Linked DNA regions of Homo sapiens: region 2 is linked to region 1. A link is an interaction called in ENCODE POLR2A ChIA-PET data of the cell type or tissue named here. Cell type or tissue: GM12878. All regions are shown on one strand. Each heading gives the region's core, and the rest is flanking DNA. Links, peaks and the distances in the headings are about the cores only.

Evidence for each region. Peaks named below come from ENCODE experiments on the same cell type or tissue, not always from the same donor. Only the 100,000 strongest peaks of a DNase experiment are listed, where the experiment ranks them.
Region 2: POLR2A ChIA-PET joins it to region 1 with 6 read pairs; 3 of 35 experiments call an interaction of 5 or more read pairs at or near these places.

What each region holds. Positions count from the first base shown.
Region 1 is chr10:13,754,256-13,759,923 of GRCh38, forward strand. The region is part of intron 8 of FRMD4A (FERM domain containing 4A); the gene reads right to left. Among named protein-coding and RNA genes, the nearest start is that of PRPF18, 170 kb to the left of the region's middle. RefSeq lists enhancers at 3,298-3,487, 3,722-4,921, 4,070-4,767, 4,219-4,358. In GM12878, for the core only: no CTCF peak of the experiment used is centred there; a DNase peak (open chromatin) is centred at 3,356; H3K27ac peaks cover 5,000 bases.
Region 2 is chr10:13,391,838-13,397,489 of GRCh38, forward strand. The region is part of intron 1 of LOC105376419 (a long non-coding RNA gene); the gene reads left to right. Among named protein-coding and RNA genes, the nearest start is that of SEPHS1, 46 kb to the left of the region's middle. RefSeq lists an enhancer at 3,269-4,232. In GM12878, for the core only: no CTCF peak of the experiment used is centred there; no DNase peak of the experiment used is centred there.

The DNA.
Region 1 (5,668 bases), core at 239-5,238:
CAATTCGCATAGAATTTGAAGAATATCATCCTGCAAAAAAAAAACTACCCTATCCCTATCCAAATACTTTTTTATGCTTTGAAAATGTGAATTACACACTTGAAAGCTCCATCAAATAGACTTTAGTGCACAAAACAAAGCTTTCTGTAACAATTTATAACTTTTCCACTTGAACATTTTGCTTCAAATTTTCACAGATTCTGTTCCTTTCAAAAGCTCTTGCTGGTGTGAAAGATTCCATCTGCTCTTCAATTACTCATGGCCCTTAAAGTCATTTTTAAATCATGGGAAAACGCCACACACAATTCTTTCGTGTGTGTGTGTGTGTGTGTGTGTGTGTGTGTGTAAAACAGTATATAAATAGTATATGAGAATTATATTAATTTCAATTCTTCCCACAAAAACTCTTCTTTGGGCTGTTAGGTGTGTTTCAAGTTTAACAGATCAACTTTTTTTTTTCTAGGATGTTTCCAACAGGGAAATTTGAAAGTTTAGGTAGATATTAAAGTTACTGTTAAGTTACATAAGTTATGTTCCCAATGTTAACTATTTCAGACATAACTGAGTATTTTTTCAGGAATTATCTAAAAGCCTCAGCAAGTCTATTTCTCGTACCATATGATCATGCCAGCTGTTTATTTTCAAGTGGTCAATTTAAAAATCGTAGGGAAATATGCCCCAAATGATCTAATAACGATTTGAAACCGAGCTAGCTAGAGCTAGAGCTAAAGCTGTGGTAGTAAAACCACTTCTGTAAGTGCAGGGAAATGATATTGGTATACTAGGAATTGTGATTTACAGACTGCTGCTTTAGATTAATCAAGTCTCCATGTTGTAGCTGGCAAGAAAATGACTTTGTCATCTTTTTAAAGATCGCAATCGATATAAACGTTTATATTACTCAAAAAAAGTCTTTTAGAAGAAAATTAGTTCTTCGTGTTCTTTTCCTGTTGATCATCTAAAGCTCTTCCTCTAGCCTGTGACTTCCCAAAAGGCACCCTCTGGCCTGGCAAAAAAGACTTACAAACCTGGAATTTTCGGATACCAGTAAGTTGAGTTCAGTTTATATTAATTCACACATGGCTCTTTATAAAGGCAGAACAGATTTCAAAGAAAGAAAGAGAAAACCAAGAAGGCACTCTTTTTGGGCCATAAAAATTTCTTTCCACACTAGTGAGCACACCATCCCATGGTTTATAGAAGATAAAATACTAAAAGGTCTTTACATTTTTGCCTCTAACCGCTCCCCTGGGCACCTAATAACATGTGGTTTGTGGAAGTTAATGGGAATTTTTCAGCACAAATAAATACTCCAACTCCTCTTCTAAAATGGAGGTGAAAATCAATTTTCCTTGTTAATGAGGGACTGCTACTATTTGTTTCCATTGATTGGGTGATGCATTGTTCTGTTTCTAAAAGCAAGCTGTTTTTCATTTTTTGTTTTAAAGAAACAGAATTAGTAACTTGCAGACTGACACCACAGGTATACACTAAGATTTCTTAGCCGACACTCACTAAGCTCTGATAAGCTGATATTCTCTCACTTGGACTGGCATTTCATCTTGTAGAGATGTCATGTAAACTGGCCCCCAAGTATTCAATCAAAACCTGAGTTCTTTTCCTTTGGTGGCTATGTTTATTTGGAATGGTGAGCCTGTAGACACAGGGTCCCTTCCATCGCCTCTTAAGCATGTGATGGGTTCTGCTGAACAGAGCCAGGTAGGCAAAACGTGGACCAAGAATCTTTACACGGAATTTCCTTACTATCTGTCTTTTCCAGGTGCTGTTTGCTTTCTGGTCTTAATAAATCTCATGCTGGGAGAATCCTGTTTTAGTGATTAGCATCAGTATATCCAGTCCTCGGAAACAAAAATATTTCCAGGTCCCAGAAGAGGGTCCAGAGTAACACAGCTTTACTGATCTGGTTTCAATAAATCTTGTTAACAAAAAATTCTATAGAACAGATGTTTTTTACTTGTCTCTGTTAATGTATGGACGATTCTTTATTTCAAAGGTAGTGTGATTTTGGCATTTGTGATTTGCATTGTTTAGCGCAAAGCATTTTAAAAGTACTTCAATATTGCAAAATGCTAAACGTTATTTTTTATTTTATTTTTTGAGACAGGGTCTCGCTCTATTACTCAGGCTGGAGTGCAGTGGTGCAATCTCGGCTCACTGCAGCGGCAGCCTCTGCCTCCTGGGATCAAGCAATCCTCCCACCTCAGCCTCCCAAGTAGCTGGGACTACAGGCACACGCCACCATGCCCGACTAATTGTTTTTGTATTTTTAGTGGAGACGGGGTTTTGTCACGTTGCCCTGGCTGGTCTCGAACTCCTGGCCTCAAGCAATCCATCCGCCTCGGCCTCCCAAAGTGCTGGGATTAAAGACGTGAGCCACCATGCTTTGCTTAAAGTTATTATTTTAAGAAAATTTGCGGCACATTTTTAGAAAGATCAGAAGGGCTGGCAGAGGTGAAGTGATTCTCAAAATCAGGGTAAGGAGATTGGCTGATAAGGTTTTCAGTTAAGGTCCCTTATAGACAAAAACCAAAAAATCAAGTTTTTGTATGTGATATCTCCCTCAGTACAGTGTTGCAATGAGACTTCTGTTAAATTAAATTAGAATATAACTAGAAAATTGGACGTCCTATCAGTCGATTAAATGAGGTATTCTCTGCACTGAACTTTTTAAGGAAGAGAACATTAGTTTTTCTATCATAACCCAAGAGTTTTTAAAAAAGCTTTGAAACAGAAAACATCAGTGCTCCATTCTCAAAACCCTGCACTGTTTACGATGAATAAAGTATGTAAGAATCATAGATAATGTCTGTTAGTTAGTTGGCCAATGGTCAACAGCGATTATCGAAAGACAATTTTTTGTTTTTAAACTGCATCGGTTCTTGTCTTCCAAATATTTGGCCCACAGCTGCCTTTGTTAACAGCTTGGAGGCTACTGAATTGTTTTTAAAGAGAAATGCCAACTCTACTGACTTCCTGATTGTCGACAGACATGAGGTTTTTTGTTTTACATGTATATACATCAGGAAATGAAATGAGATTACTACATGCTGTGCTAAGGAAAACAATAAAAGTGAAAAAATGTTATTTTTAGATAAGACTATTTCCTAAACCTTTAGAAGTATCGTACAAATTTGTCCTCCATTTGGTAGAATATGAACATGTGTGGTCTGTATCTCTTCTATGGCAGGCGATACTAATCATCTATCTAGATAACAGTCATTTTCTCTCAGCACGCTAAACCTGACATTTCAGTGTAAAGTCCAATAAGACAAGGAAGTGAGCTATTTTGTTAGTGGGAAAGAAAAGACAGTTATGTAAGAATAAGCCTTCAGGCATCTGCTGAGCAAAACAGAGAGCCCAAAAGAAGAAACGGAAGAGCAAGTGAGTTTCATGAGAAAGAGTAGCTACGGTTCACAGTTGTCTTTATATAGTTCTCTTTCCATTAAGGTGTATCAGCACTTTTGACTTCGTCTTTTTTTTATTTGAGAGGGAGTTTTGCTCTTGTCACCCAGGCTGGAGTGTAATGGCACGATCTCAGCTCACTGCAACCTCCGCCTACCAGGTTCAAGCAATTCTCCTGCCTCAGCCTCCCGAGTATCTGGGATTACAGGCGCACACCACCACACCTGGCTAATTTTTGTATTTTTAGTAGAGACAGGGTTTCACCATGTTGGCCAGGCTGGTCTTGAACTCTCGACCTTAGGTGATTCACCTGCCTTGGCCTCCCAAAGTGCTGGGATTACAGGCATGAGCCACCACACCCAGCCCTTGACTTCTCTTTTGTAAAAGCAATCCCCTTTTCTCTTGTACCTCAAGGAAACTGCTCCCATAATTTATGAATTAATACTCATTCCACATAAATGTAATTTGGATATAGTCCCTGAAATGTAAATATCTAGGATAATAGTATCCTGAAGAAAATAGCCTTTTGGGAAGTTTTAGATTCAGGACCTTTCAGGCTATGAAAGAGTTACTTTATCTTTTGTGTGTGGCCATTCATTTAAAAGGTTATTGGATCCTCTGGATTTTAGAAGATCTTTGAGTTCAGCCCTAGACCCTGTGTTATATCTAGAAAAGCCTTTTCTAGGGTTCTGTGTGTTCTAAGCTGGTATTTTATTAATGTGGTTCAGGAAAACATATCTACAGTATGGAAGTCAAAGCCATTCCTTTAAATAAAACTGAGGTTATATAGTCATGCATTTAATAATAGTGATAGATGCAGGAGGCATGCAGATGCAGATAAGGAAACCTGCACAGGGTCTTGCCCGGGCGTGCCTGCAAGGGACTGGGGCCCACATGTGCACTAGGAGAAGGGGGTGGAGCCACCAAGAATTCATGCCTTATGCAGGGGAGGAGACTGATATTCAATCTGTGAGGTGGGAGCCTGTTGGCAGGACCCTCTCTTTTTTTGCTGAGAGCCTTCTTTTCGCTTAATAATCCACTCTCCTCTCCCTTCAGTGTGTCCATGTGCCTATTTTTTCCTGGTCGTGAGACAAGAAGCTGGATTTTAGTTGAACTAAGGAGCAAAAAATCCTGCATCAATAGCAAAAACAACTTTCTATAATAAATCATAAATAAATTTATTTATATAAATTACATAAGTTATGAGAATGGGACATCTAAAATACCTAATGTTTAGCCACTGAACCGAATGTGGTCAATTTCGACGTGTTGGGTATCTTCCCAGAAGCAGATGGGAAGGAATTTGGAATTACTTCTATTACTCCACAATTTTAGGCCACTCAAGTGTACTAGTTTCTCTGGACCTCTGAAGATGGCTTTACTAGCATGGGCCTGCTACAGAAAAAGGGTGTTTATCAGAGACTCCCATGTAACAAATCACCCCCACCGTCCATGGTGTAGGTTTTAGGCTGTGAGATAAACTGACCTTTTGGATAAGGTGTCTGACCTCTCCCCTCTCCTGACAGTGATTTCTCTTCCCAGACAGCTGCGCTTACAAACAAACTGCTAGGTAGCAGTAGCACTTTGACAAATGGAGCACAACCCGGATCCTTTGTTTCTTTGAATTCAGCCAACAAGCTGGCATTCCAGAAGCTCATTAGGGGGCCATGAATTACTGTGGAGGCCAAGCCTGCACTTCCTTCTCCCTGGCAATCCATGTGGCCACACGTTCCCATGATCCGTGGGGCCAGATCATGCTATTCCCAGTTCACATTCCATCCCGTCAGGGTACTCTCAAAATAAATAATATTTACAGCAGAGTTCAGAGCTGGCGAAAGAAATGTGGAGGGAAAAATGTGAGTAAGTAGACTAGACACTGGAATCCATTGGATTTGTGGTTTTTAAATCATTTTTTCATGGGACTTCAGAAATCTTTGTAAGTAGATATGGACTGGCACTTATCAAAACCCCAAATTCCAAGGCCAAATTAATGTCATAAAAAAGTGACAAATAAAAATTGTAACAAGATTTAGTTTCTGTAACCTGAAAACATTATGTTTAGCAAATTCGGTAAATGGTTACTGGCCACCTACAAAGTTCAAGGTCTCCAGCCAAAGCTACTTACAGTCATTATCTATTTAAAAATTTGACTACCACTGCTTTATACCAAAAACTTGGAGAACTTAAATAAAAGGGGCCTGGAGGTCTCTTTATGCAAATATTCAAACAGAGCTGAAGAGATGGC
Region 2 (5,652 bases), core at 211-5,210, 360 kb before region 1:
ACGTGAGAACGGACTAATACAAAGTCCCACTATGTTTCCCCGGCTGGTCTCAAGCTCCTGGGCTCAGGTGATGCAGGTGATCCTCCGGTTTTGGCCTCCCGAAGTGCTGGGATTACAGGCATGAGTAACCATGCTTGTCACTCCTATGGGTCTTAGGGGTGAGAGATGAACAGATCAGTTTGGGGCTTTTTTGTCATGTATACGAACCCGAAGTCCGATCTATAAAAGCCACTTTAGGGAGTGTCAAGAAAACAGGAGTGAGCGTGTAAATAGAAGCCAATGCATAAGGTTTATGTTTGGGTCTGACTCGGAAGGAAAAACAATACACCTATGAAGATGAAAAAGGCCGTGTCTCTGAAAACCTTTGAGCTCTTCAGAGAAGTGCATCACATATGCAAGCTCTTCTATGACCCTCCTTACCTTTCATCCCCTATTGGCAGTTGTATGACCTTTCTTTTCCCAGCACCTGTCACAGCACCCTGTAATGATTGGAACTCATGGTTGTGCTTTGAGTGGGAAGGTGGGCAGAGGGTGAGGACATCCTGTGTAGGAACAGAGGACCAAATGTTGGGTTAGCATGGCAGGGGTGGCTGACAGATTATTCTCTGACTGGCAAAGTCAAAGAACCTGAAAAGACAGATGTTTTCCTGTATTCCAAAAGGCTTTCAAACAAATGTGTGAATATTTGACATAGTAACTTCACTTGTAGAAACCCGATTAGCCTAAAGAAATAGCCAGCAAGGCTGGGCGTGGTGGCCACATTTGTAATCCCCGCACTTTGGGAGGCTGAGGTGGGTGGATCGCTTGAGCCCACAGTTTGAGATCGCCTGGGCAACATGGTGAAACCCTGTGTCTACAGAGAATACAAAAATTAGCTGGGCGTGGTGATGCGTGCCTGGAGTCCCAGCTACTCAGGAGGCTGAGGTGGGAAGATCAATTGAGCCTGGGAAGTTGAGGCTGCAGTGAGCCTTGATAATGCCACTGTACTCCAGCCTGGTTGACAGAACAAGACCTTGTCTCAAAAAAAGAGAAATAACCAGAAAGGATATATGACAATAACGTCTGTCAGCATTATTTGTAAATGTTAACCCAATGTCCAGCAATTGGACAATGGTTAGGTAAATAAGATGAAACACCACGCAATATTATCATGCAGACATTCGACATGTAAGTGAATCATGGTTCATGTTGTTGGGAAATGAGCATGAGAGAAAAAAGCAAGATTCTGATTTCAGTATAAAGAAGGTTGTCAACAAAGTAAAATACCGATGGACAGAAAAGAAATCAAGGGAATACCCCAGATATTCTCATTTGTTATTTCTTGGTGAAATTATCAATGATGAAATTATCAGTGATGTTATTTCAACAAAGATCACACAAGCTGGATTCTTGTGCTGGTTATGTTATGTTGGCTACAGATGATAGTAACGCTTTGGGTTGTTTTTTGATCTTTACCTTCCTTTGGGGATAGACTATGCGACTGAAGTTTTAAAAAATTGGGGAGACGGGAGGGGCACGGTGCTCACACCTGTAATCCCAGCATTTTGGGAGCTGAGGCGGGCGGTTCATGAGGTCAGGAATTTGAGACCAGCCTGGCCAACATGGTGAAACCCCATCTCTACTAAAGATACAAAAAATTAGCTGGGCATGGTGGTACACGCCTGTAATCCCAGCTACTTGGGAGGCTGAGGCAGGAGAATCGCTTGAACCTGGGAGGCGGAGGTTGCAGTGAGCCGGGATCTCACCATTGCACTTAACCTGGGCGACAAGGCGAGACTCCATCTCAAAAACAAAACAAAACAAAAAACACTGGGGAGAAAAACCATAGCTAACAAGTGCTGAGATTTAAACTACCATAGATGTTGTTTTTGAAATGTTTTTGAAAGCAGTTGAGAGCAGAAATGAAGATGACGGAACAATGCAGTTTCTTTGCCTCCCTTGGTATCTATTTTCCAATAAGTTAAACAAATCGTTTTGACTGGAATTATGCTAGTGCTTTATTGGGTGGGGCCTCCTTAGTTATTTATATGCTGTTACAGGACGAACTATGTCTCTTTCAAAATTCGTATGTTGAAGCCTTAACCCTCAATATCTCAGAATGTAACACATTTGGAGATAAGGTCTTTAAACTGGTGATTAAGTTAAAATAAGCCCCTTCCCTTTTCCTTAGCAAACTAATGCAGGAACAGAAAATCAAATAGCCCATGTTCTCACTTATAAGTGGGAGCCAAATGATGAGAACACATGGACACAGAGGGGAACAACACATACTGGGGCCCACTTGAGGTTAGAGGGTGGAGGAGGGAGAGGAGCAGAAAAGATAACTATTGGGTACTAGGCTTAGTACCTAGGTGACAAAGTGATCTGTAAAACCAAGCCCTATGACATGAGTTTACCTATATAGCAAACCTGCACATGTACACTTGAACCCAAAATAAAAGTTTAAAACAACAACAACAAAAATGAGGCCCTTAGGGTGGGCCCTAACCAAAATGCCTGGTGTCCTTATACAAAGAGGCAATTAGAACACAGGCACACCCAGAGGAAAGGCCATGTAAGGACCCTGTGTGTTTCTGAGCTGCAGGTCTGGAGTAGCCACGACTTGGCATTGCTTTTGTCTGAGACGTTTAATTGATAACACAACAGAGCAGCCCCAAATAGCATAGCAAGCTTCTCCCTCGGCTGCCAAGGAGCTGCACATCTCATTCCTGGGTCCACCTGCCTTGGAACTGGGGCTCTGGCCTCTTGGCTGAGAGGGTCTGAGTCGGGGCTGAATTCTTCTGAAGGCAAAGGAGGGACAGGTGCTGTGGGCCCCTCTGGCCTCACACACACAACAGGAAGCATCCGATGGGTACTTCGAGGGGGTCATCCCTGGCCATAGAGCAATTTTGCAGAGATTATAAAATGGTCTAACTGTCCTTCCCACTCGAACTCCTCATCCCTTCTGCAGCCCCAGGCCCTGTGCAGGGAGATGCTGTCTGAATGTGGTAAGAGGCGTTGTAAATTCAGTCTTTCATTTAAATTCTCATAAAACATTCTTCCTTTTTCTTTTTTTTGAGACAGGGTTTCTCCCTGTCACCCAGGCTGGAGTGCAGTGGCACGATCTCAGCTCACTGCAACCTCTATCTGCTGAGTTCAAGTGATTCTCCTGCCTCAGCATCCCAAGTAGCTGGGATTACAGGCACGCACCACCACTCCTGACTAATTTTTATATGTTTGATAGAGACAGAGTTTCAACATGTTGGCCAGGCTAGTCTCAAACTCTTGACCTCAAGTGATCAAGTGCCTTGGCCTCCCAAAGTGCTGGGATTACAGGCGTGAGCCATCGTGGCTGGTCCGTTTTCGTTTTTTTTTTTTTTTTTTTTTTTTCTTGAGACAGGGTCTCACTCTGTCCAGGCTGGAAGGCAGTGATGCTGTTATAGCTCACTGTTGCCCCAAGCAATCCTCCTGCCTCAGCTTCCCAAGTAGCAGGGACTATAGGTGTGCACCACCACCATGCCTGGCTAATTATTATTTTTTTGAGACAATGTCTTGTTATGTTGCCCAGGCTGGTCTTGAACTCCTGGTCTCAAGTGGTCCTTCTGCCTTGGCCTCCCAAAGTGCTGGGATTACAGCGTGAGCCACCACACCCTGCCTAAAAATTTACTTTTTGATGTAAAACATAAATTCTTGTAGTAGTGAGATAATCTCTCATAGCTCATACAGTTTGTTAAATAAAAAGCTTGGGCACTGGAACCCAACTGTCTAAATCCAATTCCTAGCCTGGCTAGTTAGAAGCCGTGTGAGCTTAGGCCCTTTACTTAACTTCTCTGATCACTGCTTTCCTTGCCTATATAATGGGGGTGATACTGTACCTACCTTGGAAATAGGAGGATTCAATGAGTTTGAAACACAGGCAGCACTTAAAACATGCTGGGCATACAGGAAGCATTCAGTACATAATAATGAGTTCTTTTATTGTGGTAAAATATGCATAACAAGGCCATTGCGGTTGCTCATGACTGTAATCTTAGCACTTCGGGAGGCCAAGGTAGGCAGATCACCTGAGGTTGGGAGTTCAAGACTAGCCTGACCAACATGGAGATACTTCATCTCTACTTAAAATACAAAATTAGCCGGGTGTGGTGGTGCATGCCTGTAATCCCAGCTACTCGGGAGGCTGAGGCAGGAGAATCGCTTGAACCCAGGAGGCGGCGGTTGCAGTGAGCCGAGATTGTGCCATTGCACTCCAGCCTGGGCAACAAGAGCAAAACTCCGTCTCAGAAAAAAAAAAACCATATATACATAACATTTACCATTTTAACCATTTTTATTTTTATATTCATTAATTATTATTATTATTAATTTTTTTTGGAGACAGAGTCTAAAGCTGTTGCCCAGGCTGGAGTTTAGTGACGCAACCTCGACTCACTACAACTTCTGCCTCCTGGGTTCAATCACAATTCTCCTACCTCAGCCTCCCAAGTAGCTGGGACTACAGGTGCCCGCCACCACGCCTGGCTAATTTTTTTTGTATTTTAGTAGAGATGGGGTTTCACCATGTTGCCCAGGCTGGTCTTGAACTCCTGAGCTCAGGCAATCCACTGCCTCAGCCTCCCAAAGTGTTAGGATTACAGGCATGAGCCACTGTGCTTGGCCATTTTAACTGTTTTTAATAGTACAGTCTGTGGCATTAAGTATGTTTACATTGTTGTGCAACCATCATGACCATCTATCTCCAGAGCCTTTTCATCTTCCCAAACAGAAACTCTGTCTCTGTGAAACAACAACTCCCCATTTCCTCCTCCATTAGCCTCTGGCAACCATCATTCTACTTTCTGTTTCTGTGAATTTGACTACTGTAGGGATCTCATATAAATGGGATCATACAGTATTTGTTCTTCTGTGATTGGCTTACTTCCTTTAGCATAATGTCCTCAAGGTCCATCCATGTAGCATGGGTTAGAATGTCCTTCCTTTTTAAGGGCGAATAATATTCCATTGTATGGATAGACCACATTTTAAAAATCCATTGATAAACACTTTCGTTGCTTCTACCTTTTGGTATTATGAATAATGCTGCTATAAACATTTGTACATAAATGTCTCTTTGAGACCCTGTTTTCAATTCTTTTGGGTATATACCTAGAAGCGGAATTGCTGGATCCTATGGTCATTCCACGTTTAATCTTTTGAGGAACCGCCATGATGTTTCCCGCAGCGGCTGCACTATCATTCTCATGGTTTCAGACACCATCTATAAGGCTGATGAATTCCAGCTTTATAGCTACAGCTTTACGCTGCCCCTGAGTTGTATGCAATTTCCTACTTGATCTTGTCAGTTAGATGTCTCACGGATCTTCTTCGAACTGCTCCTCCTCCTTGCCCCTCTCTCACTTTCCCTCATTTTGGTAAATGGCACTAACTGAGCAGAGTTGCCCCAGCTGAAAACCTTCTGCAGAGCCCAGTGCAGAAGGAAGATGTGGAGCCTCAGCCAGGACCAGGGAAGTCAATCCCCCCTTCCCACAAGCCTGTGGCCCCAACCTACAGTGGACAGGCCACCCCAAAGGGATCCAGGGTGGTCAAGAGCCCTGGATCACCAGGGAAAAGATTTCTTGACTCCACTTGGGGAGGAATTTATCTTGATTGAATGTGTACCGTGTGCCAGACATC